Linked DNA regions of Mus musculus: region 2 is linked to region 1. The links are chromatin loops, found by intact Hi-C in ENCODE. Cell type or tissue: heart. All regions are shown on one strand. Links, peaks and the distances in the headings refer to the core of each region. The heading gives the core; the rest is flanking DNA. Region 1 overlaps D6Wsu163e (DNA segment, Chr 6, Wayne State University 163, expressed). Region 2 has its middle 19 kb from the start of Fgf6.

Region 1 (8,000 bases), core at 1-8,000:
CCGTCTGGATGTGTGTCTGTCCTCAGATGTTGCCTGTGTGCTTACACTGTCTGGGTGTGTTTGTCCTCAGAGGTTTTGTCCATCCTTGCTCCTGCTCTGCAGCTTGCTTTTTTATTGTTTCACTTTTACCTTTTAAAAGCAGACATCTGTTGATGCAGACTGGCCTGGCTTAGCTAGCAGTGACCTTCCTTCCTGTGCCTTCTTGGTGCTGGGATCCTGGGTGTGTGCTACCATAGCCAGCCCTTCCCCCTCCTGCTTTCTACTGTAGGTATTGGATTAAGAGATTTCAGCAGGGAGTGGCAGCCCATGTCTCTAATCCCAGCACTTGAGCAGTGACGGATTCATCTCTGAGTTTGAGGCCAGCCTGGTTTATATATCGAGGCACTACAAAGTAAGACCTTGTCAAAAGAGGAATATATTTAGCCAGAGAGCAATTATGTGCAGAAGTTAATGGGCCATCGCTATTTAGAAGATTCACATTTTGTCAGCAGGGCAGCAGATCTGTTATCTATACAGTCAGTGCCCAAACGGCTCCATTTTGTATAGTAGCTGGATGCTGCTCTGGGCTGGAACTCGGGTTTGCGAGTTTTTCTCTGCACGCAGCCCCATCCTCAGCATCCAGCGGTCTTTGCACACCCGTGCCGTGGAGTGAGAGCTCTCTGTGCAGCTGTCCTCGCACAGCAATGGCGTCTTGTTTTCTGTCATTTGCTGTGGGTCAAGCCATCTACTGTTTAGCTACACCACAGCCCTGGTCTACCTGTGTCCAGGTCGGTTGCCTGTCAGTCCAGCTCCAGTCTGGAGCAAGCCTTGTGTCTGGCTCGGATGTCAGTCATTCGAGAGGCATCTCTCATCTCCCGTCCCGTGTTTCCTTGGACACAGTTTGTGGAGACTGATGAGAGAGTTCAGGTGCAGGAGTCTGTGGCTCCGACCTGGGCTAAAGTGACTTCTACCCTGCACATGACCTTTTAGAACTCTGGTGAGATTTTTGGCTGATTTCTGTTGACATCCTTGTATGACAACACCCTTTGAAAAGTGTGCACCGATGAAAGCAGGCTGTCCTCATGCCCCTGCCCACCTTTGGGACCATCCACTTTCCGTCATTGCCTAGTGCCATGGGTTTGAATTGAGCAGTTATGTGGTCATAGCTTCTCTAGGATAACTTTACCCCAGAGCAAAGAAAACTGTCTAGTGAGAAGAGAATGCATCCAGACAGGGAAGTGTCAAAGGAACCTTTCGGTTCTTGATTTATCTGGCCTTTTAATTAAAAGCACTTAAAACTGTCTTGTAAATTACTGTTATTATAATGGTCATCATCATTATCATTATAATCGTGTGTGTGTTTGTGTATATGTGTGTGTGTGTGAATATGTGTATATGTGTGTGGGTGTGTGTGTGTATGAGTGAGCAGTGGGAAAATTAGAGGACACTTGCAGAAGTTTTTTTCCTCCCGCAATCCGTCCTAGCATCAAACTTAATGCTCTGCCAGCCTTGTGAAGCAAGGGCTTTTACCTGCTGAGCCATCACAGCAGCCCAAGGTTTTAATTTTTAATCTTCATTGCTGTCACCTCATCTATTTTATAATTTTGTTTAGAATTTGCCCTGTCTTGAGAATTCTTATGTATGTCTGATATGGCTTTTAATGATATTACATATTAGTTCCTCAGCTAATCCCTGAATCATTTTTAAACCACTAGGAAATACTAAGTGGAGATGTGTTAGTTGATATTGTAATGACTGAAGAGAATCATCCGCATTGCTTGCTCTGAGGAGGAAGTAGAGGACGTGTGGGGCTTTCGGGAGCCGCTGCTGCTGTGCTCTTGCTTGTCACCGTGGATTAACATGACTTTAGGGAGAAATTAAGCTCTGTGTCAGCTGTTCAGTTCTCTCGTTTCGTGGCGAGCTTACTGTTCTCTGACAGAACTTGTGGTGACTGTGCAATGGGTATAACCGTAATTGTATTAATTTCAGTGAAGAGATTAAAGTGCAGCCGAGTCAGTTCAGAGAGTCTGCGGACGCTGCTGGGAGGATCTACGAGGAACAGAGGAAGCTGGAGGAGAGCTTCACCATTCACCTGGGTATGGGAGCTCCCTCAGCAGCACAAGGAGCCTCGGGCGGACGTCCTGCAGTGAGCAGGACCTGCCCTCTGTATCTGGCCCCAACTCACCACCCGCTCCACAAAGGCTAGAGTTTATGTTCTAGCTAACATATTTGCAGATCAATTATAATGGCTATTAACATGGGCGACGGGAGAGCCACTTTTAGTTATTATTTGGGACATGGATCTACCCACAGTCTTGTCACAGACGTTTGCATCCACTATAGGATTTCTGTAGCTGTCTCGGTGTCTCTCTGTGCTGTCCACCCCTAGGAGCCCAGTTGAAGACCATGCACAACCTGCGGCTGCTGAGGGCAGACATGCTGGACTTCTGTAAGCATAAGAGAACTCACGGGAGCGGCGTGAAGCTCCACCGTCTGCAGACAGCACTGTCCCTCTACTCCACGTCTCTCTGTGGCCTGGTTTTGCTAGTAGATAATCGAATTAATTCATATAGCGGCATCAAAAGAGGTGAGTAGGTACCATGCAGATCTATCTCACCACATTTCTCTCAGTAATTCCATTTTTGTAGAGGAGTCTCACACTGTAGCCCATCCTGATCTTGAACTCAAAGCAGTCCTCCTGCCTCTGCTTTCTAAGTGGTGGAGTAACAGACAAGTAAAAATAATAATCTAACTATAAGTACATTTTTTATTTTAGAACAGGGCCTGCTGAGTGATCTTACCCAGTGTCCCCCATGCCGTCCAAGTCAAACAAAACCAGCACTTCTTATTGTTTACAGACACTGGGGATAGATTATAACCATAGTGTGTGTTATTTAAAGATGACTTGGAGGTGTATTAGAATGTACTTCTGAGAGTGGAGTGTTGGGAGAAATTGTTGTACCCACACATTCAAATGTGCGGTTATTACAAACAACAAGAAATCATATTTACAAACTTCATCTCCCCCTTAGATCTCATTTTCTATAAGTAAATGATAAATTTTTGATGGTTTACACTTAGAATGATGCTTTGGATCCCTTAGATTTTGCCACAGTTTGCCAAGAATGTACGGACTTCCACTTCCCACGGATTGAGGAACAACTGGAAGTTGTCCAGCAGGTGGCGCTGTACGCGAGAACCCAACGCAAGAGCAAGTGCAAAGAGGCCCGCGGTCAGTGATGCAGCATCCTTAAAGCCCCTAGACACCAACCACTAAAGCACGCAGAGTTCATAGCAGCGGGGCTTACAAAAAACCCAAAATTTAATATCTTCAGAAGCTAGGGGTTTTCCCCCAAATTTTCTCTTTCTTTCTTTCCCTTTCCTTTCTTTCTCTCTTTCTTTCTTCCTTTTTTTTCTCAGTTGATTTTTCTTTCAAGATCTTTAGTAAAAACCATGATAAAATTTCATTGCCATACTTAAGTAAGAGCTTTCGAAAAGTTTGCTTTCGAACCACACTGTCTCTAATGGCTAGACCATGTCTATAAAGGGCATTAAAGTCACAGTTAAAATGGAACAAACCCGAGGTTTTCCGTGTTCATATTTTTGTCTGGTGCTAGGGATTGACTGCAGCCCCTTCTCATGCCACGCATGTGCTGGTCCACGGCGTGCACCCCAGCCCTGAGCCATCTCTGGCTTTGTGACTTTAGGGCTGTTTTAGTTGTTCTAGAGAGAGAGAGACAGAGAGAGAGAGAGAGGGAGAGAGAGAGAGAGAGAGACTGTTGTGGTTAAAAGACTCTTTTTCCCTGTATTTATCTACAATACAACGTCCTTTCAAATTACTTAGAATTTTGTTGGAAATTTTTCAAACGTACTGAAGTATACTTTATAATTACTTCTACTTCATCTACCCTGCCCTAACTTCTGAAATTCTAGAACCTTCCAAAAGAGTGCCACCAATTGGGAAGCTAGCATTTAAATCATGAGCCAATGAAGGATGCTATGTCTTCAAATCATAGCCACACTAATCACCCCAAACTAAGCAAAGTGTCTGTCGCCCGAGAGGCTGCTCCTTGGCTCCCTGTGGTGAGAGCATCAGGGCTGTGCCTTGATAAGGGTCACGTATGTAGTGGGTCATAGCCATATTTTTATGCATCAGCTCTCTGAAACTTATTCAGCCTGTAGAACAAACTTCATATCCCTTGACCAATATCTCTGTGTTTTCCCCTTCCTCATCCCATGTTAGCTGTTACTTTGTTCTGTTAGTTCAACGGTTCCAGACTGTCCTCAGTAAGTCTTCCTTCTGGATGGTGCTCCAGGAGCACCAGGAGATGCTGCAGTCCACGGGCAGTACTGAACTTGCATCCATCCTAGTCTTTATTACATGTACATAACTTGTCAGTTTTCACCTTTCACTTAACGGGCTTCTCTTTGTCACATCTGAATCGTCAGCATCGCTGGTCTCAAGCTGTGAAACCCAGCAGGTAGCAATGCACACTGTGAATCCACTGGTCAGAGGGATGAGTTATGTCCTGAATGGAACAGAATAGGGTGGTGTGACACTTCGTCTTGTTGCTTGGATTGGCATGCAATTGAAGACTTGTGAGCTGTTATCTTTGGAGTTGTTTGATGTTTCTGAACCACAGCTGATGGTGGATAACTGAGACCACAGAAGGGAAAACTGAGATGGAAGGGGGCTGCTGCCCCTCCTTCCTATCCTGCCTGCCTGTGCCTTCCAGATATGTTTGTATGTACAGAAGCATGTGTGTCTAGTTGTCCTTCTTACACAGTGACACTTTGTATACATGTGGCTCCGTAGGCATTGCACTGAGGGCCTGCCCTGGAGGCCAGGCCCTCAGTCCAGAAGCCCCTTCGTGCCCTTTGCTGTTGTGTAGTAGTGCATTGCAGGTACCTGGGGCGGGTCAGTCCCCCGTGAGTAGGTATTTATTCTTCAATATTTAATTGTAAGCAGTAGTACATAAATAACAATAAATAATTGTGGCTCTGCTGGAGCACCATTACATTTCAGGACCAGGACACCAGTATAGAGGTGATCCCAACAGAGGACTGTGTAGAGTAGTTCACGGTGTCTTCTTATGCTGTTATCCTCTTCCTCCACCTCCCAAGCAAGTGATGATGTGGTCAGAAATATGTTCCCATATATGTTTTAAAATGTTTAATGCATTTTAGTTAGATAATTTTCTCACTTTTCCCTTCTCTTTGCTCCCTCAGCTCCGTCCAAGGATTTTTAATCTCAGTCGTAGTGACAGAGTGTGTGAAGGTGGAGGTCATGGGTGTGGGCAAGGGAGGAGGATTTTACGTCTGTGAGCTATAGCGTGCAGTACACGACAGGGAGTTTGAAAACCACCTACATTTAAGGTGGCACGTATGTGGCTTGGGATTTTGTTCTTGTGAAAGCAACTGTGTTGTGATTTGAATGAGGCAGTAGAGTAAGGCACTTTGTAAAAGACCAACTTTCTTTTTTTGTTTGTTTGGTTGTTTTAAGATGGGGTCTCAGTATGTACCCAGCCTTCCCAGAACTCACTGTGTAGCCTAGGCTAGCCTTGAACTTGTGATCCTCCTCCTTCAGCCTCTTAAAGGCACTTGTATGTTATAGAAAGTCTTGGGAAAAAACTTCTGAGTCTTCTTCATCTGCACACGACTACATTTTTTGTTCATCACGCTTGCATCCTGATATACAAGTACCTGTTTATTCTAAGGTCTCTCATTCATTTTTTACTGTGGTTGTTATGTTCATTGTATTTTCATAGTTTATGATAAAACATATGAATATCATATTTTCCATCAAAATCACCTCCTTTTACTGCTAAGGAACATGTGACTCGTAAAAACCTGGGCAGAAGAGTGGGCTGTGAGCTCCTCTCTTGTTTCTTTTTCTCTTTTCTGTTTATTTTGAGATTGTATTTTAATTACGTTTCTTCCTTCTCTTTCCTCCCTCCACACCTTCCCATCTACCCTGCCCTCTATCCTTAAAATGTGTGCTCTCTTTTCTTCATGAGTTGTTACTGCATGTAGATATTGTATTTGTATGTATATATTTATTCCCAAATGGAACCTGCTGAGTCCATGCAACACTATTGTGTGCCTGTTTGGGGAGCTGACTGTTTGCCACTCTACAGCCATTTGCTGTGCTCTCCCCTGGGTCTGCTTCTGATAGGGAGTTTGTCCATTCCCTGTGTAATTAGAATTGGAGAGTTCGCTCCTTGAAGTCTGTGCTATAACCCACTGCTTACTTGCAGTCAGTTGCCAGGCTCTGCTCTGCTGCATGAAATACGCATACAAACCACTCCGAGCTTTCTGTCCACCCATCGTGCTCATAAACTGTGTGTTTAGAAGACATACTGGTGTAAGTCACTAGGCAGCGTTACACAGCTAGTGTGTTCAGACAGGGAGTGTTACACAGCTAGTGTGTTCAGACAGGGAGCGTTACACAGCTAGTGTGTTCAGACAGGGAGCCTTACACAGCTAGTGTGTTCAGACAGGGAGCGTTACACAGCTAGTGTGTTCAGACAGGCAGCCTTACACAGCTAGTGTGTTCAGACAGGCAGCGTTACACAGCTAGTGTGTTCAGACAGGGAGCGTTACACAGCTAGTGTGTTCAGACAGGCAGCGTTACACAGCTAGTGTGTTCAGACAGGCAGCGTTACACAGCTAGTGTGTTCAGACAGGGAGCGTTACACAGCTAGTGTGTTCAGAAAGGGAGCGTTACACAGCTAGTGTGTTCAGATAGGGAGCGTTACACAGCTAGTGTGTTCAGACAGGGAGCGTTACACAGCTAGTGTGTTCAGACAGGGAGCGTTACACAGCTAGTGTGTTCAGACAGGGAGCGTTACACAGCTAGTGTGTTCAGACAGGCAGCGTTACACAGCTAGTGTGTTCAGACAGGCAGCGTTACACAGCTAGTGTGTTCAGACAGGGAGCTTAACACAGCTAGTGTGTTCAGACAGGGAGCGTTACACAGCTAGTGTGTTCAGACAGGGAGCGTTACACAGCTAGTGTGTTCAGACAGGGAGCGTTACACAGCTAGTGTGTTCAGACAGGCAGCGTTACACAGCTAGTGTGTTCAGACAGGCAGCGTTACACAGCTAGTGTGTTCAGACAGGGAGCGTTACACAGCTAGTGTGTTCAGACAGGGAGCGTTACACAGCTAGTGTGTTCAGACAGGGAGCGTTACACAGCTAGTGTGTTCAGACAGGGAGCGTTACACAGCTAGTGTGTTCAGACAGGCAGCATTACACAGCTAGTGTGTTCAGACAGGGAGCGTTACACAGCTAGTGTGTTCAGACAGGCAGCGTTACACAGCTAGTGTGTTCAGACAGGCAGCGTTACACAGCTAGTGTGTTCAGACAGGGAGCGTTACACAGCTAGTGTGTTCAGACAGGGAGCGTTACACAGCTAGTGTGTTCAGACAGGGAGCGTTACACAGCTAGTGTGTTCAGACAGGGAGCCTTACACAGCTAGTGTGTTCAGACAGGGAGCGTTACACAGCTAGTGTGTTCAGACAGGCAGCGTTACACAGCTAGTGTGTTCAGACAGGGAGCGTTACACAGCTAGTGTGTTCAGACAGGGAGCGTTACACAGCTAGTGTGTTCAGACAGGGAGCGTTACACAGCTAGTGTGTTCAGACAGGCAGCGTTACACAGCTAGTGTGTTCAGACAGGCAGCGTTACACAGCTAGTGTGTTCAGACAGGGAGCGTTACACAGCTAGTGTGTTCAGACAGGGAGCGTTACACAGCTAATGTGTTCAGAAAGGGAGCGTTACACAGCTAGTGTGTTCAGACAGGGAGCGTTACACAGCTAGTGTGTTCAGACAGGCAGCGTTACACAGCTAGTGTGTTCAGACAGGGAGCGTTACACAGCTAGTGTGTTCAGACAGGGAGCGTTACACAGCTAGTGTGTTCAGACAGGGAGCGTTACACAGCTAGTGTGTTCAGACAGGGAGCGTTACACAGCTAGTGTGTTCAGGCAGGGAGCGTTACACAGCTAGTGTGTTCAGATAGGG
Region 2 (16,390 bases), core at 3,705-11,704, 77 kb after region 1:
TCAAATCCTGACAAGGTTCCGCCAGCTCTCCACTCGCACCCTTCATGCTCCGGGTAAGAAAGAGAAGCCCCGGAAGCCCTGGATGGGGCCGGCCTGGTGTTCACCTGCCTGGTGACAACAGCAGCTCGGCAGTTCCTATGACTGACATTGGTTGTGAGAAGCTGGGGTCTGTAGCTGGCCCCAGGATTTTGCTGTACTGGTTCAATGCATGGATCATACTTTCAACTTTTTTTTCCTGTAAAGAAATTCTCTTAAGAGGTTTCTCTTTGACCTGAAGTGACTTAGGGCTTTGTACAAGTCAAACCCAATCCACAGGCAAGTTAAGGGATGGGACAAGAGCAGAAAAAAAAATCAGCGAGAGATGCTGCCAATCCCTTCTCTCCTGCTACTGTGCACAGGGTGGAGTGTTGCTTCCTAACTGCCCACCTGCACTCCTTGAAGCAGTTTTTCGTAATTCTCTCACAAGTGTGTGTTCTAGAAACGCTTGGGGGCGAGGCCGGAGAGTTGGCTCAGTGGTCAAGAGCACTCGATGCTCTGCCAGAGAATCTGGGTTCAGTTCCCTGTAGCCACAAGATGGCCATAACCATCTGTAACTCCCTAATGTCTACCAGTCTCTCTCTCCAAGCTCCAAGAACACTGAACTCACATGCAAAGATATGAAGGCAAACACTGCATTGCTCCACCACCTCGTGACACCACTTTGCTTCCGACTTTTGATACATTTTTGACGAAGACAGTATGCAATCTGATCATTAATACCCCATCAATACCTTCAGAGACTGCTGCATCCCACAGTTCCTCTGACAGACAAACCTATCCTCACACATTGCTCCACGCTCTCAGTCACAACCAGAGTATGGTTTAAAAAGAACCGGTTTTTTTCTTGTCCTCTGGGTCAGAGTACAACCTGTCTTTCTCTTAGAAGTGTATCTCTAGATGAACAGCCCAGACCTGACATCTGATGCTGTCCCAGTCCCAGCTTGTTAAGTTTGACATTCTTCCTGTACGGCTTTGAGCCCCCTTTCCTGTCCTGAGACCACAGGTTTCCCAGGTTCTCACTCTGTGTGAGTTTTGAGGAAGGAAGGACATTGAAGAATCCATGACTCCCATCGCCCTTGTCATTGGTCACTTGGTCATTGGTCATTGTTGTGGTCACTTGGGCGAACAGTTACCATGTGTGGTCGCTGGCCCCCAGGACTCCAGTATAGCATCTCAACTAAGATTCCCTTCCGTCCCCTTTTTGTGCAAAGCTAAGCGAGAAGCCTTCTACAACTTTCTATCCTTACATTTTCCCCTAAGATAAGCTCTAAGCCACTTGTTACAGACCATGTGACAGTTCCTCTGCACAGTGGATCTGTATGAGCTACTCCTACCCTCCCTCTCCAAGACAGACCAGCCATGCTTGTCACTTTCCTGAAGAAAACACCAAAGGCAGGGATGTTGGGGGCAAGGCTAGAACCTACAGAAATACTGCAGCCTGTGCTTACATCTGAGTGGATGGCTCCTCTCCCCCGCGCAGGAGGCGAGTGGCTACCTTCAACCAGCTCTTGACTCTAAGGCAGCATGCAGACAGTCATAATGGAACCATGTTTGTATACCTCATGAACTACTGAAACCCCAGCCTCAGACAAGGTTCTCTTTGTCTTCATTGTTAAGGACCTCGGGCTGGGTCCTGGTGCAGAACTGTTCTCGGGCTTGAGGACGGTAGGTAGGAGATCCAGAAGCTGTTCAATCATGTGCTTGAGAAATGTGATGCTTCTAATGTTTAATATGTATGTGCTGTGCACAAACCATAACATGTCCCAGCAAGAAGTTAAAGGTCTTTTTATACGTTTCTCTAAACTGTTTGACTCCGCCCCTCCTATTAAAACTGACAACAAATCTCTGGGTTGTAGTTAATTTTTTTTTTTTGTCAATTGTCTACCCCCTATCTGAGAACCAGGAAGTGGGGGCAATGTGGGGGAGGCAGACAAAGGTTTTTGGTGCTGTGGATGATGAAGGCAGGAAGAAATTGTGGGGAGCCCATCACTCTTGTTACTAATAGGGTGTTTGTCCAAAAGGGGAAAAGGAAATGATCAAATACATAAGGAAGCTACAGTGCCTTCTCTCTCTGCCTTAATTATAAGCAATTATTTTCTACATTGGGACCCATTTATTCATGCACACACCTAGAGCTACTTAATGAGTGGCTCATCCTGAGTTGGAGTAAGTTTGGAGAATACAGGAGAAGCACAGCAGACCTCACCCATTCGCTCAGAGATAGGCATTGTAAAAACTCATGTGGGGGTAGAGAGATGACTTAATGGTTAAAAGAACCTGCTGCTCTGCCAGCAGACCTAGATTTAGCTCCCAGTATCCACAGCTCACAACTCTGTTATTCCAATTCTGAGGGCATTGTGTGCACATGGTACACTGACATATGTAAAGGCAAAATACTCATAGGCATAAACTTAAAATATGTACATCATATATATATATATAAGCTCACCTTGTGGGGAATGAGAGGAGTTGGGAGAAAAGACAGAAGAGGAGATTATGCAATCTCTCTCTTCTTCCCAACTCCTCCCATCCCCCTCCAAGTGATTTTATTTTTAATATTGCAAAAAGAATTTGGGTGAGGACAAAAAACCATCAGATTACCCCATAGATCCGCAGGCCCACTCCATAGACTCGAATGGAACTCCAAGCAGGTCCAGGGGCCCATTTTTACTACGTGTTCCTGGGCAGCTCTGACACTGAAAATTATTGTCTAGCAGGAGGAGTAGAATGGCAGAACTTCTGAGCAAGGGGAGCCATCATCCCTTATGAAGTCCTTCCCTAGGACTGAGTAAAGACACTGAGGACAAAGGACTGTAAGCCCTTCTACCCCTCACAATGCCCTTCCTGGCTTCCCATCACCAGGCCATTACTAGTCCCTTGCATATTCTTGCTCTAACAATCCCCTCTCTCACATGCTTCCTCCCGTACCACATGGCTTCATCTGAGAGATGCTGGGCTCTGGATACCTCCAGACATTCTTGGAAGAACCTTGTGGTGCTTGGCATATTCCTGAATTTATTCATGCAGTTCATATTTCTAACCTCCTTCTATGTTCCAGAACCCATGCTGGGCCCTTAGAATATAATTTTGACAAACTTTACATGGGTTTATTGACTCCCAAGGAAGGTGTGAAATAATTCCAGGAAACAAGAATGAAAGTATGGAACCTCCTGTGTAGTGGGGAGCTTAGAACAAGGCCCTGACCTCACACATGTGGATCAGAGAATCCATCCTGAAGAAAGCTGAAATTTTAAGGGTGTTTGACTGAGGGTAGGGGAGAAGCTGGGTGCTGGAAGGCAAGAGAGAGGGAGTGTCCAGAGATGCTTGAAGGTAAAGCTACTAGGGAATGGGGAGAGAACATGGCGTCCTCTTGGATCTAAAATGTAGTCATTGTTGCAGGTACAAAATGATAGATCTGGGTGGAGGAGGCAGTGTTGATGGGGTTCAGGATGCTCAGGAGAGGCAGTGAGAGACTGTGCTGTAAAGATTATGTTTGATCCCATCACACATCCTCTTTGTGAGACCCCTACCTTCAGGCCTGTAGACTCCTGACCATAAGTGAAGTTAAAGCTCTCAGATATATATATGTGTATATATATATATATATACATATATATATATATGTACACACACACACACACACACACACATATATATATATATATATATATATATATATATATATATATATATATATATATATTAATTGTTATTGTATTGTAGTGTAGTGGCTTAAGTGAGAATGCCCCCCTTAGGCTCAAATGTTTGAACACTGAATCCCCAGCTGGTGGAACTTTGGGGGCAGAGTTAGGAGGTGTGCCCTTGCTGGTAGGAGCATGTCGTCGAGGGTGGACTTGAAATAACTTGGGAAGCAAAAACAAATCGGAGGCTTCCAATTGAACTGTCTCAGGTTAGAGGAGACTCTGGAAGGATAGATTAGTGGTGGAGGGAGGGAGAGAGGCATTGGACCTACCATCTCAACCACAGCCCTGACCCCAGGATGCTGCTTACAGGGTGAATCTACGCCTCCACCATTGGCTGAGATGAACCTTGGAGGGCTCAGATTCTCTTCATGACAATTCATGATCCCTAAAAGGGTCAAAGGAAGCTAGCTTGTCAGGCCCATCGCAGCATGAGACTCCAGACCAAACATATGTTGACATGGACATAGATCAAAGGGTACTGCCTCACCTGAGAAACAGACACCCACAAAAGGACAACTGTCTTTCCTTCCCTATGTCTTAGAAAAAAAGAACCATGGTGACAAAGAACAATTACATATCAGATATCCAATAGTTTTGTTGTTGTGACAACAATATCCCAGGAATATGCCATACTCTATCCATACTCACTCAAAACATCTGTCCTGGTTATTCTCTAGCCTTACCCCTACCCTACTCTACCCTGACCTTACCCCTACCCTACTCTCTACTCTACCCCAATCTCTGGAGACAATCAGGGTCTCACAGCCCATCCTGGCCTCAAGCTAAAATGCTCCTGCCTCAGCCTCTCGAGTCCTAGATTTCTGAGTGTGTACCACGATGCCCAGCTTCTCCTCCACTCTCGTGCTGAATGAAATTGCAAGACATGCAAAACTCTCAATGGCCAGTGGTGTTTCAACATGTAATGGTATTTCATCATAACACTTTGGATGCATCCCTGATCCCAACCCACAGTGAATTCAATGCTCAGTTTAGGAAAAAAAGTCATACAACCAAAGTATGGAGAGGTCCTGAAGTAGACAAAGTGGGTGTCTTAGTCAGGGTTTCTATTTCTGCACAAGCATCATGACCAAGAAGCACTTGGGGAGGAAAGGGTTTATTTAGCTTACTCTTCCACATTGCTGTTCACCACCAAAGAAAGTCAAGACTGGAACTCAAACAGGTCAGAAAGCAGGAGCTGATGCAGAGGCCCTGGAGGGATGTTCTTTACTGACTTGCTCAGCCTGCTCTCTTATAGAACCCAAGACTGCTAGCCCAGGGATGGTCCCACCCACAAGGGGCCTTTCCCCCTTGATCACTAATTGAGAAAATACCCCACAACTGGATCTCATGGAGGTACTTCCCTGACTGAAGTTTCTTTCTCTGTGATAACCCCAGCTGTGTCAAGTCGACACAAAACTAGCTTGTACAGTGAATAAAGGACCATTACCATATGGGAGGCTTGAAGAGGGCCTAATTCTCAGAGCTGGCCAACTGAGGGATTTATTGTCTGTATCAATGATTAATAATTAGTAATTTCATCAAAACTTCTTCCTGTTTTGGTGGGACATTCCCTCTGCCATGGGCCCTACAAACTTCCTGAGTCAAGATTGTTCCAGGTCCCCAAGTCACAGATGTTGCCTGTTTCCCTGGAAGTGCATTAATGCCTACATTAGTCATCTTAAACTGCCAGCACAAAATCCTGAAGATGGCATCTTAGACAACAGACTAATTTTCTCAATGTTCTAGAGGCTGGAGTATAGGGTCAAGGCTAGATGGCAATGGTCTTTAGTGAGTCCTGGCCTGCTGGCATGCTTTCCTCATGTCTCTGCTCACAGCTTTCCCTGTGTATGAGAAGAGGAACCTTGGTCAGTGTCTTTTACTACCCTTACAGATCCACAATCCTGTCAGATCAGGACCCTTCCAAATGGCTTTAAGTTTAATGGCCTCCTTAATGACCCCCATCTCCAAATACAGTCACATGTGAGATCAGGGCTTCAACCTATGAGTTGGTGGATGAAGGAGAACAGTCTATTGAAGAGTCTCGTTGCCACCTGGGGAAGCCTGACCTCATATTTGATGTCATTTTTAACAACATTCCAGGAAAATGTCAGTGGTGGGGACATGGGTTACATTCTGGAAGGTTTCTGCCATGCACATAAACAGCCCCAAATTGGGGACCCTATTCTTGTGGACAAGTGAGATAGGCTGTTACATCTGAAGCAGGGATTTTGACATCTAGGGGACATTTGATAGTGTCTAGAGACTATTCTGGTTATCACAACCACTTGATGGATGCTTCTTAGTATCTAGGGGGAAAGGGCAAGGGATTCTATTGCACATCTTACATCTGCTGAAGAACCCCAACACAGAGAACCATTTGGCCACGAATAGCAGTGGAGGCAAGGTTAAGAAGCCCTCTGCCGTGGTGGAACAGCCATGTTGTATGATATGACCTTCTCTGTGGAAGACCCTCTTGCTCACACCCTGGGCTGGGAAAGAAAGACAGGAAAGAAGCGTTTATGTGAGCATGGAAATTCCCACCCTAAGCAAGCCCCACCTGGAACTCCTAAGCGTTATGGATTTTCAGGTTCTGCCTAGAGTGGAGGGTACATAGGTTGGCACTGAGAACAGAGATCCAGGGGAGATGGGGCAGTGTGAGAGGCCAGAGTCGTGGGCACAGGAAGTGAACACTCACTCTTGTTGGTGTCCATCATCACCTTTTGTTCTGCCATATGGGGATCAGGCCTCCTCCATCACAGGTCAGCAGGACTTTGCTTCTGAACAGAAGCCAAATAGGATTTCTTCTTACATAACTTGAATTTTATTTATTTAAAAACTTATTCTTTTCAATCCTTTCTAAAGTTCTTAAACTTTTAATTTTATGATCATGGGTATTTTTCCTACATGTGTCTTTATAACATGTGTGAACCTGGTACCCTTGGAGGACAGAAGAAGGCATCCCCTGGAACTGGAGTAACAGACAGCCATGAGCCACCATGGTTCCTCTGGAAGAACAGCCAGTACTTTTAACCATTAAGCCATCCCCCCCACCTTACCAAATCATTGTCCTGATTATAAAATTAAGACATCTCCTTGGTCAAAAATGTAGAAAGCACCATTATTATGGCTTAAATCGTAAATGTCCCCTCCAAGGCACCTCTGCTGAACAATTGCTCTCCAGCCTCTTGGCAAACATTTGGAGGTCATGACATCTTCAAAAGACGGCACCAGTGATCTGGAACTGTGACTTCATGCTAGAGCACCTGCTTAGCATGCACAAGGCCACGGGTTATTTCTCTAGTATAAAACTATGGGGGTCTTAGTGGGAGAGAACATTCAGGGTTGAGGAGTGGGCATTTGAAGGACATGCCATATTCCATCCTCTTCTTTGCTTCCCAGCCAACCACAAAGGGAGCAGACCCTGTACGCATGCTTCCCCATAATGAGTGTTGGACTGAAGCATCTGTCAAAGTATACCTTTCTTGGGGCTGGAGAGATGGCTCAGTCAGTTGAGAACACTGACTGTTTTTTTTAGAGGTCCTGGGTTTAATTCCCAGTACCTATATGGCGGCTTACAACTTGTAATTCTAGTTCCAGGGTATCTGACACCCTCATACAGAAATATATGCAGAAATACAAACACCAGTGCACACTTTAAAAAAAGAGTACATGTTTATTTTAATTTGCTTTATCTTAGGTAATTTATTACCTAGCCTGAAAGCTGGCCAAAGCCCCCAGACATTAGGAAGTAATCTCCACTAATAATCTTCCCTCCTGAAGGCCATTGCGGCTCCGATGTCAGCACTTCCTCCAGCCTTCCGTATAAAACAAATTTAATATGTGGACAAGCACAGCTGAAGGGTGCTATTGCAGAGCAATTTTATTTCTGTCTCTCGTTGCTCTTTTTAAATTCAGTCAGTGGTTAGTGTCTCTAGATGCAAAAGAAGGCAGCCTGGCAAATTGTCTGTCCCCTCACAGCTATCTGAAGAACCGTGGAGTCCTCTCAAGCTGCAAAATGCAGTGACAAGTCAGAAACAATAAATCCAGGTAACAGAGTGGAGTGCACATGGCTCTTCATTTACAATAAGACTCCTCCCTTGGATGCGAGGAGGAGGGGAGATTGTGGCTCCTTTCTTCTCTGTCCTCCAGTCTCCTCCTCTGGACCAATGGATGCTGGCTGCAGGTGAGAGGGAGACCCCCACGTGAGCAGGTCTGTTCGAAGATTCACTTGTGTTTTCTTGGCTTCCAAAATGCCCACATTCTCACTAGGAGTGGCTTTGGCTTCCTCAGAGGCTCCTGCCTCTGTAAATCCCTTGCTTCCACAGTCCAGTGACTTTATCTTCTGTGGGGGTCTTTCCCCTCAGTCTGCCTCTTTAGAAAGCCAGCCACTCACTGATGCTTTTTCTCTGTGCTCTACTTGCCTAGGCAAAGGTTTGGGGTAGGACCTCCATCACCTTCACTAACAGATGTCCCAAGCTAGGTTCTCCAGAAACATGCCTGCTTCATGAAGCCCCGCCCCATATAATTCTGTTTAAAATATTTCAAATTCATATGCAGCCACTGGGAAGAAATGAGAGGCAGCCAAATTAGGGAGGAAATTTGTAGAAAAGAATGTTAATTATTTTTTAATCATCCTGGAAGATATAAATGTATGCTTTCTGTAAGCATACCGACTGGGTTATGAGTTTCTTGGCTGGTTGATAAAATCCTATTTGAGAAACGAAAAATGTAAACATTCTACGCAGTACAGAACGCTGTTCATCAGAAAATGCTAAATTCCTCAGTGCATTTCGAACGCTTTAGAAACTCCAAAATTTCCCCCCAAATTGTCTCTTTCTACCCTTCTTTCTGTGTTCTTCCACGTGTGTCACAACGCTGCTTATTTTTCTGAATAAACACACTTCGGTTTTCCAAGCTTCACTTCCTGTCTCCAGCACCGTGGGCTCTGCCCCCTTGTGGTTGTTACCTAAGCTGTACTCATCACTACAGCCTAAGCAGGGCAACTGTGAGTAGGGGCTTGGGTGCTGGGTTTAGGAGTAAATAGATCAGTCCCTGCCTAGAGAGAGCTCGGTGATGCTTAAAGTCAGAGCCCACTTAAACTTGCTGAAGTTTATGGAAGAGGGAACTGAGGCTTACACAGTTTGCCTAGGACTTTGCTGAAGTGAGTCACTGGGAAGAGAGGGTGATGAGACTTACAGAAGAGCTGGGAGGAACGGGAGGGAGAGGGAACATTCTAAACGAAGAGGGCCCCTGTCTGGGCTCCAGTCCCAGCAAAGCATGGGTTCTGCTCAGTGGAGGCCGAGAGCATGCACCGATGGCATAGACATCAGGAGTCAGAGACTTGAGGGCGTCGTTCTAGAGATAGTTGGTCCTAGGCATGCTGTGTCAGCCTCAGTCTCCTCTTCCATGAAATTGAACGGGAGTGAAGGTTAAACTGAGAGTTCCGCACTTTCCTCGCCCTTAAAATGAGTTAATGGAGTTGTTAGTGGCACAGGGTGGCTCAGAGAAAGGTACATAAAATAGATTACCAGACAAAGCATTTGCTGGTAATGAATCACAAGGGCATTCATTTTTAAATGACCCATTGGTATTTGTCCTAGTTAGCTTGAATTGTCAAGTTACACACAGCCTAGAATTACCAGAGAGGGAAGCTTCCACAGAGGAACTGCCTTGTTCAGATTGGTCTGTGAGGATGTCAGTGGAGATTAGCCTCGACTATTGAGCTTTGGTGCAGGAAGACCCGGCACCATTCTTAGGTGGAGCTTGTGAGTAAACGAGCCAGCATTGTGTTCCTCCACGATCTCTGCTTCAAGCTCTTCCCTTGTTCCTGCCCAACTTCTCTTACAGACTGGGACCTAAAAGTGACATTGAATAAATCCTTTCTATCTCTAAACTGCTTTTGGTTAGAGTGGGTTTTTGTTTGTTTGTTTGTTTGGTTGGTTGGTTGGTTGGTTGGTTGATTTTTTTGTTGTTGTAGTTAAATCACAGCAACAGAATCAAACACAGGCATAGCTATGACTTTACCATTTTACTAAGGATGAGAGCTAATTTGCATACTGTGAGATGGCTGTACTTGTCTGTCTCACTCAATCCAACCCCAAAGCGCTGATGCGTGCTGAGTTCTACAGTAAGAAATTAGAAGTCTGTTTTCCATAATTAAATCTTTATGCTTATATAAAGTAGAAAGCTGTGTTGTTGGGGGTGGAGGGAAGCAATCTATAATACATGGCCATCTGGAATCTAAGCTGGGAGTGGGTGGTGGTACAGGTAGCATCACAGGCATGTGAGACACAGAAATGTACACTATGTTTTGGTACCAAAACTATGTACTATGTCTTGGTACCAAGGCTGTAGTGCATGACTCGCCACATGCAAGCAGTGCCACACACACCAGATTCATTTCGAGCTTGATTTTGAATTTTTATTTTTAGTCATTGGGCATTGATTGAGAATTGTTTATTGTTGCTAATTTTTTTTCACAACTCCACACTGAGTTCTGTGACTCCACATTGGGTCATGAGCCCAGTTTAGGAAGCCCTGCCCTAGAGAATGGGTGGCGTACGTGGATGGATGGGCAGAGAAATGAGAGTTGAAGACAGAATGTGAAAGCTATGCTAAGGAGCCACAAACTACCTTTTAGACAGTGGTGAGCTGCCTGCCGTGGACATTTGCCACCAAGAAGCGTGACCCAGAGAGAATCACAGGAAAAGGATAACAGACTGGAAGGAGCTAATTAGTGAATATTTCCGGCTACTCATTGGAAACAATGGCAGAGTGTTTACAAAGAATGGTGGGCAAGAGAGGCAGCAGGAGGCTGTGTTCTGGGGGCTTCTGTTCTAACAAAGTGGACACAACCACTGGTCCACCTCACAGCGCAAAATGGTTACACATCATGGCAGGCTGGCCAGGAGTCAAGCCCTGGGGTCTCACAAGCTCTCTTGGTGTCATCTCTTCAGTCTGGTTTGGATCCTTACCCTGCTGCCTTGCAGAATCAATACATGGATCTGATGAAATCATAGGCTAACGTGTGTGTGTGTGCGCGCACACACACACACACACACACACACACACACACACACACACACGTTTAAAGAAGCTTCAGTCATTACAGGAGCAAGGATGATAGTGTGTTTGTGGTGATGATCTGAAGTCATCTCACAGTGGACTCCTCTGGCTGACTTGGCCCTTCCAGCACAGCAAGACAGAGTGGTTCTGCCTCCTTTCCCTGCTCCAGAGTAAAGACATCCAAGTGAAGACCGGGACAGGAGCTGGCTCAGTGAATGCTGGGTGCTTACAGACAGGCTAAGCCAAGAGTCCTCAAGGGAGCCCTCAGGTTCCTTACGGGAGGTGCTTGCTTGTCACAATGACTGGGGAAAGTGACTGTCTGCCACGGACTACCCCAATAGGGTATAGGGGTTCCTGGGACAAGGGTAGGTGGATAAGGATTCGGCAGTGACAAACAGAAACACAGTTTGAATCTGAGTGTATTTTGTGGCTCTTAATCGAGGGTTTTTATATATAAAGAAACAACTATTACAATTCTGAAAAGATGGGTTCAATGAAGCAGTCACTGGTAGGACAGACATCATCATAGTCATTTGGCACAGGAAAGCACAAATATCATCCAAGGCTAGTGGCACAACTCCAGCAACAGGTTAATACATTGTTGTGGTCAGTTATTATTCAACATCTAGTACCTGTTCTTTCTGTAAATCTTCAAAATGTAAATTTAAACTATCTTAATTCTTTTTATTTAAAGCTTTCTAGAACAATATACCAAAGCCCACTTCTGATGACACACGTGTAGCCATATGAAACTTATTGCTGGGAAAGATTTTTGTTTTTGTTTTTTTCTGTGATTTTTTTCTTCTTTTTTTTTATTAATTAGGTATTTTCTTCATTTACATTTCCAATGCTACCCCATAAGTCCCCCAAGCCCTCCTCCCCCCCTCCCACTTCTTGGCCCTGGCGTTCCCCTGTACTGAGGCAGATAAAGTTTGCAAGACCAATGGGCCTCTCTTTCCATGGATGGCAGACTAGGTCATCTTCTGATACATATGCAACTAGAGACATGAGCTCCGGGGGGGTGGGGGGGGGGGAAGGGGTATTGGTTAGTTCATATTGTTGTTCCACCTATAGGGTTGCAGATCCCTTTAGCTCCTTGGGTACTTTCTCTAGCTCCTCCTTTGGGGGCCCTGTGATCCATCCAATAGCTGACTGTGAGCCTCCACTTATGTGTTTGCTAGGCCCTGGCATAGCCTCCTAAGAGACAGCTATATCAGGGTCCTTTCAGCAACATCTTGCTAGTGTGTGCAATGATGTCAGCGTTTGGGGGCTGATTATGGGATGGATCCCCACGTATAGCAGTCTCTAAATGGTCCATCCTTTCATCTCAGTTCCAATCTTTGTCTCTGTAACTACTTCCATGTGTGTTTTGTTCCCAATTCTAAGAAGGAGCAAAGTGTCCACACTTTCGTCTTCATTCTTCTTGAGTTTCATGTGTTTTGCAAATTGTATCTTGTATCTTGGGTATCCTAAGTTTCTGGGATAATATCCACTTTTTTTTTTTTTATCAGTGAGTACATATCATGTGAGTTCTTTTGTGATTGGGTTACCTCACTCAGGATGATGCCCTCCAGGTCCATCCATTTGCCTAGGAATTTCATAAATTCATTCTTTTAATAGCTGAGTAGTACTCCATTGTGTAAATGTTCCACATTTTCTGTATCCATTCCTCTGTTGAGGGGCATTTGGGTTCTTTCCAGCTATTACAAATAAGGCTGCTATGAACATAGTTGAGCATGTGTCCTTCTTACCGGTTGGAACATCTTCTGGATATATGCCCAGGAGAGGTATTGCAGGATCCTCCGGTAGTACTATGTCCAATTTTCTGAGGAACCGCCAGACTGATTTCCAGAATGGTTGTACAAGCTTGCAATTCCACCAACAATGGAGAAGTGTTCCTCTTTCTCCACATCCTCGCCAGCATCTGCTGTCACCTGAATTTTTGATCCTAGCCATTCTGGCTGGTGTGAGGTGGAATCTCGGGGTTGTTTTGATTTGCATTTCCCTACTGGGAAAGTTTTTATCTATCATTACTATCTTGTAAATGATTTATAAAGTGAAACACTGGTTTCCCCGGAGATAAGGTCATGGCTAGTGCCCCCCATCTCAAGGGATGCTCTCGTACCCATTATTCTCACTAAAAACTTTAGCCTAGGCTATCAGGAACATCTCATAAGTAAGAAAAAGAATAAAAGAAGATAAAACAGATAAAATGCCATGAGAACTACGGCTCAATATTTTTTTCTCTGGCCAAGAGTTCCACAACTGGTTCGAGGAGGACACCTTCCCTTGAAGTTTTTGCCTCAGTCTGTGGAACTTGTCACACAGATTCCACTGGGGTTGGCGTGGCAGCTGTCAGTGGCAGAGACTGAAAGCAACGGTCTCTTTGCAGAGCATGCAGTCTCCATGATGAAGAATTACTCTGCTCAGCCTTTGGAATGTCACATGGCTAAAACAAGGGCTTGTGAGTCTGAGCCAGAGTCAAATCTGCTCCACAGAAGGCACAAGGGAGTCACGGCGTCCGGAACTTTCCAGCTAGAGTGTGGATGGAGAGGAAATATGATGATTTCTTTTACTTGAAACCCTTGAATCCTTTACTGTTTTGGAAAAATCATATTAACATAACCATAGTGTATCATTCACAGAGGCACTCTCTCTGTGTCTGTGTCTCTCTGTCTCTCTCTTTCTCCGTGTCTCTGTCTGTCTCTTTCTCTGTGTCTGTCTGTTTCTGTCTCTCTCACACACACTTTTATTTAACCCTATTTCAAATCTCAAAAAAATCCATAGATAATTTTCAGCAGAATTTTTTTCTTGTTCTTCCTTCCTAATTCCACATGCATCTATGTAACTCCATGTGAGTATCTGTGAAAGCCATGGTCTCCTTGTCCTTGTTGGTTGAGGCACAGTCTTCTCCTGTGGCCCTTGTTGTCCTGGAACTCCAGACCTTGAAGCCTCAGTCTCTAGACAGGAATTACGGGTGTGTGTCAGGACTCACTGCTTCTACTGTCCTGTTATGTAGCTGTGTCCAAGTGTTTAAGGCATTGGACAACAGAGTATGTTAAGCTACTTACTTGCCTTTTCTTTCCCCTGCAGTTGAAGCTTTTATGAATGTATAGGTGAGTTGAATCGACTGTGAGCTTCATTGCACATAGTAAAGATGACAATCCGGAATTTTTGTTATTGTAAGTGTTGGGTGTCAGGGTAGAGAGCTGCTGAATTCCATCTTGCTACTAGAGAGTATGGAGACCCATCACCAAGTGACTCATCGCCCTCCCTGGCCTCTTCCTGATGCTTCCTTGTAAGGTTTTGTCTGATCAGTGGATAAATGTGTCTGATCTGAATTTAGCAGAGACAGGGTGACCAAAGTTGGGACCTTGGGGATATACCAACAGTATTGATAGATATTTTTACTCACTTCCAAACCCCACATTAACTCATGAAGCTTCTATCTGAGGCTGACGATGGATCCCTGAGTCACGAACAGTGTACAGAGTCCTCATCAGGCTGAGGGAGCCAGTGATCTGAGCTAAACGACCAGGACTAAATTTAATCGTACTGAGACCCTTCTTACCCCATCTGGACACCTCTGGTGATTTGCCCATCACCTTGGAGTCCTGGTTTACAAGAAGATGCTGTATTTATAGACCATCTTTCTGGGAAGTGCAAAGGCTCTTTTTGGAGATTAGCTCATTGCAGCAGGGGTGGAGGAGAGCAAGGGAGCCAGAGGCTGGTACTCCTAACCCTGTAAGGCAGAATAATGAGCAGCTGTGGAGGCTGAGCCTCTGTCTGCAGTATGCTCTCCTCTGAGTCCCAAAAGCCTCTCTTGGCCTGACTGGCACTGAGCTCCAGGAAGAGTCTGCTGCTTCTATGATTCTGTAGTTCTCATGGCTGTTGCAACCTGCTGCAAGCTGGCTGCAGCCCCATCTGGGGGCTTTCTGTATTGCTCTGTATAGATACATATAATATAGGATTCCCTTTTTAAAAAAAGAAATGGGATCTTTCTGTGTTACTGCTACCCATGAGCTTCCGGGTATAACTGAGACTTTAGGTGTCTCCATCACGTCTGACTAAAAAAAAAAAAAATGTATTTAAGGCAGCTAAAGTTTGGCGAGTGTCTATCAAGGGTCCATTGTCATTGAAGGCTTGGTCTGCATGGTGACACTGTGGGTGAGAATAGGGCCGTTGGGGGGTGGGATTAGTAGGAAGTTCTAAGGTAGAAGGTCTTGGTAGAAGACTTTTCTGAAAGAATCAAGTCCTAACTATCTTTAGTCTCTGAACTCCTGTTTAACATATGGACTTTTGTTCCCATAGACTTCCACCATAATCCAGTGTTCCCACCAGAGGACAAACCAACAGAGACTCAAACCTTGACCAATGTTAGACTTTGAATCTCAAAAACAGTGATCTACAAAACCTTTTTATCTATGTAAGTCAGCTGCTTCGGGCATTTTGTTGTAGCAATGCAGTGCTGATATATGCACCAAGTTGATGGCATTGGGTAGATGCTTACCATGTGTAACCACCATCACCAATCCTCTTTATGACTCTTTTACCATCATTCTGTGCCAATCTGTAAACCACCGATTTCCAATTCCTCCTCTCTTTCCATCTCATGACAACACCCATCCCACTTCCTGTCTCTGTGCACTGCCTGCCTATTCTACATGGTTCCTGGAGGAAGGATCCTACCACATCTGTACTTCCTCATCTGACTTTTTCCATTAGTGTTATGACTTCAAGGCTCATCCATCACTGTAGGTGCAGGCTGAATTCAAAGACACCTTCTCACATCCAAAAAACCATCCCACATCGGCCTGGTAACTTCCTTTCTTGCACATGATGCTGATGAAGTGGGATGCAGACTAGCTTGACTCCATACTAAGACCATCAAGTTTGTCTTCAGGATCCCTGGTCTCACCTATTGCACAGCTTTCCTGCTTCTTGTGTTATGTTGTTAGATGCAGAAAAGAAAAGGGGAGACTCAATGGAGACTTCAGGCCAACAGCAAGTTACTCCCATATATTGAAGTCAGCCTGGGCTATATAAGACCATGTAGCTTATGACAATAACAATTACTATTACTTATTTCTACTACAATAATACAATAAATTAGTCGTTCTCTTCAGAAATTTCCATTGTTTATATTTGTTTGTTTGTTTGTTTATGTGGGTGTGGGTATTGGTGTGAATATATACATATCACAGTGCATATGTGGAGGTCATAGGGCAACTGGAAGGAGTCAGTTCTCTCCTTCTACCATGTGGGTCCCTGGGCTCAAACTTAGATTGTCAAATTTGGTGGCACATGTCCTTATCCACTGAGTCATCTAGATGGCCTAAAGTTATTCACTCTTCATCCTTAATTTACCTGGATGTCTTGTGTCTTCCCTGAGAGTCCCATCTCAATGCCCCTTCATGCCTTCCGCAGGCCCTTGCCTCCTGGGTGCTTTCCCTACTTCAGCCTTATGTGCCTGTGAAGGTAGAGGGCTATCAGTGCACATCTCAGCTCCATATGCAGCTGGTGGACAATCAACTAGTTCTCAGCTTCATTGACTTGTTTGATGATGATACTTCCTGCCCAGA

What was found. Peaks named below come from ENCODE experiments on the same cell type or tissue, not always from the same donor. Only the 100,000 strongest peaks of a DNase experiment are listed, where the experiment ranks them.
Region 2: a loop joins it to region 1, with 6 times the contacts of the local background. A loop is called at or near these places in 13 of 42 quality-filtered maps.

The regions. Positions count from the first base shown.
Region 1 is chr6:126,952,767-126,960,766 of GRCm38, forward strand. D6Wsu163e (DNA segment, Chr 6, Wayne State University 163, expressed) reads left to right here. Exons shown (of 14, transcript NM_138594.3): 7 at 1,969-2,075; 8 at 2,369-2,566; 9 at 3,083-3,211. Among named protein-coding and RNA genes, the nearest start is that of D6Wsu163e, 17 kb to the left of the region's middle. In heart, for the core only: a CTCF peak has its summit at 3,143 (motif pointing right); no DNase peak of the experiment used is centred there.
Region 2 is chr6:127,026,307-127,042,696 of GRCm38, forward strand. No RefSeq gene overlaps it. Among named protein-coding and RNA genes, the nearest start is that of Fgf6, 19 kb to the left of the region's middle. In heart, for the core only: a CTCF peak has its summit at 8,704 (motif pointing left); no DNase peak of the experiment used is centred there; H3K4me3 peaks cover 290 bases; H3K27ac peaks cover 456 bases.